Linked DNA regions of Mus musculus: region 1 is linked to region 2. A link is a loop called in an ENCODE intact Hi-C map of the cell type or tissue named here. Cell type or tissue: heart. All regions are shown on one strand.

What was found. Peaks named below come from ENCODE experiments on the same cell type or tissue, not always from the same donor. Only the 100,000 strongest peaks of a DNase experiment are listed, where the experiment ranks them.
Region 1: a loop joins it to region 2, with 12 times the contacts of the local background. A loop is called at or near these places in 5 of 42 quality-filtered maps.

Annotation. Positions count from the first base shown.
Region 1 is chr10:5,799,738-5,802,237 of GRCm38, forward strand. Fbxo5 (F-box protein 5) reads right to left here. Exons shown (of 5, transcript NM_025995.2): 2 at 2,132-2,500; 3 at 1,415-1,505; 4 at 519-698; 5 at 1-85. Among named protein-coding and RNA genes, the nearest start is that of Fbxo5, 4.5 kb to the right of the region's middle. In heart, a CTCF peak has its summit at 941 (motif pointing right); no DNase peak of the experiment used is centred here.
Region 2 is chr10:7,779,688-7,782,187 of GRCm38, forward strand. It overlaps Ginm1 (glycoprotein integral membrane 1), which reads right to left and starts at 1,230. Exons shown (of 8, transcript NM_001346750.1): 1 at 1,074-1,230. The coding sequence starts at 1,187. In heart, no CTCF peak of the experiment used is centred here; a DNase peak (open chromatin) is centred at 1,164; H3K4me3 peaks cover 1,804 bases; H3K27ac peaks cover 1,227 bases.

The sequences.
Region 1 (2,500 bases), 2.0 Mb before region 2:
GCTCTAAATAGTGGTCATATTTTGCAGGGAAATTACAGCGAACACAGGCTTTGAGGCTTTCGTTGTTCTTCAATGTCTTTGCCACCTGGAAGAAAAAGAAATCCATGTGTATTTTAGTATCTTGAATTTGTTATTAAACCAGGAAGGAGAACCATGCCTCCAATACAGACATTAAATACCCATTACCTAATGGGTTCAGAGTAATAGGTGCCCTTAAACTCCTGAAAGGTATGCCTTGTATTCAGCTGTTCTCCTTTTGACAGTGGCAACTATAAGATGTAGTATGGGACAGTCTTGGGATATTTCGAGGTCACTACTGAGAGTAGATGAAAAGGACGGAAGATGTGACCTCTACTGCCTTAATGCTTTTTACTACAAACCCAAACAACATCATCATGTGATGTAATTTAGTACCAGACACCAGATAGCATGTAGTGGCAAACTGTCCTGTGAAACCCTCTTTCTTACTTTAACTATAAGTAAGTGTTCCTCATTTCTAAGACTTTCCCGATAGTTACCTCCACGAACTCATTGTGCCGGCTGTAGGTAGAAACTCTCTGACCACGCTGACTGGAGGACTTGATTTGAACATCTTTTTTGGGAGGTGCCCAGGTCGATGACTTTTGAACACAAGTTAGTGCAGCTCTGCCCACAACATATCCTCTCGTTGTAGCATGTAGTGACAACTTACTGCTTTCCTGATTCAAAGTTTAAAGAGATTTTCAATTCTTTTTCATATTCCTTGATAAAGGGATCCCACAGGACTGTAATCGCAGCCCCTCCATTGGACAGAGTTATGCACAGAAACACTCCAAAAAGGAACTCACTCAAAGTGTGAATCAGAGACAGCTATTAGGAATTTAAGGTGCCCTTTAAACCAGCCAAGACCAACACTAAATAAAGTCCTGTCCACAGAACAAGTAGACAGGACTTTATTCTTCCCATACCAATAGAGGGCAGCAGTCAGCTAACAAACATTTATTTTAGGATTTTTGAGAACAGGTTCAAGATGTAGCTCCATGCTGTCTTTAAACTTCTCAAGCCTCCAGTATTCCAAGATTACAGACACTTGAGACCATCCTGCCTTAGGAGCATACTTCAATCATGTAATGATCAACTGTCAGAAACACCACAATTAGCAAGTACTTTAGAAAATTAAACTCTTCCTCTATACCAGGAAGTTAACTGGTTGCTTAAGACCACTTTGTGGTTGGTGTGTCTCATACAAAGTAGAATTTTTTAAACTTAGGCTTATTAACAAGTTCTATAGAGGATCCACACACTGCGAGCGCCTCACACCCTTCCTCCCCAGGAAGCTGCCATTTCTTATGAATTGAATGAATTTACAAGCACTTGTTTCTCCCCCTAAAAGAGCAATGGCAGCTTAAGAGAAAGAGCACTTTGGAAGACTTACAATGACTCGCTGCATGGTTTTGCTGTAGAGCTGGAACGCCCCCTTATTGTTTTCCAGTATCTTCTTCCAAATTCTGCTCACTTTAGACAGACTGAAAACAAAGGAGACAAAGGTCTAAGTCCAACAGAGAACTGAAGCAGATGACTACAAGCTACACTAACCCAACACGCACTGAAACTGGGTGGATTAAGATCTGGGAATGACAGAGCCCAGTTATGAGTGCTTAGCCAGACTACCAAAGAGCCAGCCAAAACTTTTTAAGTTTTTAAAAAAACTCCCACCAAGCTTGTTGTATATCCATTTTTGTCTTGAGTATCTATTAGGATAAGCAATTTCACACCAGTACAATGTATACACCTCCACCTTAGTGTGACAGGATATTAGGCTAACTTGTAACCAATTTTGAAAAATCTATTACATCAACTGAAATAGCACACCTCACAATGCTGAATACAGAAACCACCCACTAATAGAAACCACCTTATCTACCCATTTCATTGCAGCTAGCCAGATAATTCAGTATAGAATACATTCTTCTAATGGCAGACTATGAAATTCAAAGTGACAAGACTGGATGCAGATTTCCATAGATTTTCTTCCATTTCAAATGTCAACCAAACATTAAAAGGAAGTCAGCACTAAGACCACTTTACATTGGTCTGCTCAACCAGGTCCTATGTTATCTATACATGCAGTGCGCAACACCCTCAAACTCACTTTACTAAGTCCATGCCGCTGAGCTTAGTCAAAATGTTAGCCAACAGGTGCACGAATCCCCTGCGGGAGAGCTCAGCCAGGATGTCTAGGTGCTCCAGGCCCATTTTCTTGCCAATTATATTTTGCAGTCTAAAGTTCCCGCTGGCAATAACTTCCTTCAGCATTTCTCGATCCACTTTAGGGTTTCGCTTGCCATTCTTTTTTAGTGTTGAGCAAACCACTCTTTCAAAATGCAGGACAGGCAGCAAGGTTTTGTTGGGATGCTGGTCCGGGCTCTGTGATGGCAGCAGACGGGCCTGGGGACTGTTTCTGAAATTCTCCAGGATAAGGATGCCATCGTCACGGTCACTTTGTGTGAAAGATGAGTAG
Region 2 (2,500 bases):
ATAATTCTAAAACATTATAAGCAGAATAAAGAGCTGGAGATGGCTCAAGAGTTATAAAAGCACTTGTTGCAAAACAGGACCATGGGAAACACTGAATCCACAAGGTTATCCTGTGACCTCCATTGGTGTAAGTTCCCGATCCAACACCACATATACACAACAAGTAAAGTTTTAAACATAAAAAGTGACATTTATCATGACAGTCACTTCTGTCTTTAGTGTGTTCCTACCACATAAGTTTCTTGTCATTTGGGGAAAACTCGAATTTTATAATCTCTAAACTTTCTCCTACTATACTGAAGAAGGCCAATGTGGCAACAAGAGTAAATCATGGGCTGGCATTTTGCAATGGCAGGGTTCTCACAGTAAGCCAGGAATCTGAAAGACTTGTGACCTTAGAGCGGTTGAATCTCGTTCCCCTGGGATGTTGAAGAAACTCATCTCCGACCCATCACGCAGGAAAGGACTGCTCCTCCCACCCACCCCACCCCCACGACCACACACACACACACACACACACACACACACACACACACACAAACACACATCCAATAAAAAGCCCATCCGGGAAGCGATAGACCTTCAGCCTCCCTCAGTCGCTAGCCCGAGTGGCCCCGAGACCAAGAAAGGCACTCCCTCCTGGTCGCGGCCGAGCAGACACAGGTGGCCTGGAAAATTGCTAATTGGGCAACACAAACATCTTCAGGGCCCAGGACCGGGCGCTAACCCAGGAAGGAGCCATTACAAACGACCGAAGTCACTAGCGATCACGCATTTTCGACAGCAAAACCTGGCAGGATCCGAACCGATTCGAGAGGCGCTAGGAAACTCAAGTTCGATGGCCGCAGTCTTGACCACACTTTCAAGGACGCCTGCACGCCTTCCTTGCGTTCCCTTTCGGGGGACCCACCCCACCCGGCATCCGGGAAAGCCCCCCCTTTCTCTCCCGGCGGCCAGACCCGGTCCAGCCCCGCACTCTCGGCTGTCCACCTGCGGGAGGGGGCAGCGTCACCCCGCCCGGGCTCCCGGAGGTCCAGGCAGAGGAGCGGCTTGTTGCGGACGCCCAGCCCTACCTGCGGGGCTGTGGACGGCGGCCTGGGCGCGTTGGTGGTCAGCCATCCCGCGGCTGGCAGCGCTATGAACAGCAACAACCGGACGGACAGCGGCGCCGACAGGCCGCCCTCCATCTTGGACAACACCGGCCCGGCGCGGCGGGAGGTGAGGGCGTGGCGGTCCGGGGCGGGGCGGGGCCTAGGGGAGGGGAGGGGCTGGGGGGCGGGACCGACCCCTCCCAAATGGGGCGGGTCGACCGAGCTGCTGGGGCTGCGCAGGCCTTTGACGTCTATGGGCGGAGCCAACTTTGTGAGCGTCCTCCGGGAGTTTGAGATGAGAAAGGGGTTTTCTCCAAACAAGTGCAATTCTTTACGAAGCCTTTACTTTTGGAGTGTGATTTTGTTTTCTCTTTCGAAACAGGATCTCGAAACAGTAGCCTAGGCTAGCTTTGAACTACTTACTGATCCTGCTGGAATTACAGAAGTGTGCCACCCTCTCACCTCAACCTTGATGGTACTTTTTCATTAGTATCAATATGTCGATATACTTACAAAAAAATGAAACAACTAGTGTCTTATAAAATGTCAGGAATGATAAATAAAAATTTAGCACTTGGAGAGGTACCCGCTTTTTCACTGGCTCTCACTATGCAGCTCCAGAACCCTCTATCTACACCAAGCTGACATTCAACTTGTGACAATTCTCCTGCCTCTGCCTCCTGAGTGTTGAGATTACAGGCAAACACCACCATTCCTACTGACTCATAAATTGCCACCTCTGGCTACAGGTGAGACTTTTGTTTGTTTGTTTTGTTTTTGTTTTTCGAGACAGGGTTTCTCTGTATAGCCCTGGCTGTCCTGGAACTCACTTTGTAGAGCAGGCTGGCCTCGAACTCAGAAATCCACCTGCCTCTGCCTCCCACGTGCTGGGATTAAAGGCGTGCGCCACCACTGCCCGGCCAGGTGAGACTTTAAAAAGTTTATGAAGTACTGGGCCTCCGTACAGCCCCAAGTATCTGATTCGATTAGATTGCACTAGAGCTGGGAAAGTGATAATTTGTCATGGGTCAGGGCTGAGGACCTGGCCCTTACCTTAAATGTCCCACTGTACTTTTGGCGTCGAGAGAAAATGCCACCAAATGAAGCCCGGTTCACATGTCTCCACATTCTGCTCCATTACTTTCCTAACCTATGAAATGAAGGTGTAGACCTTTCTTTAACCTGTTAATTTTTAAAATTTTATGTAAATGAGTTGTAAACCACCATGTGGGTGCTGAGAATCAAACCCCAGTCCTTTGTAAGAGCAATAAGGGGCCTTAACCGCTGAGCCGCCTTTCCAAACCCTTTTTCTAACCCTTTAGCTTGTATTTATTGTGGAGCAAGGTGTCATGTGGACGTGAGAGGACAACATCCGGGGGCCAGTTCTCCGCTTCTGCCATGTGGCTTAC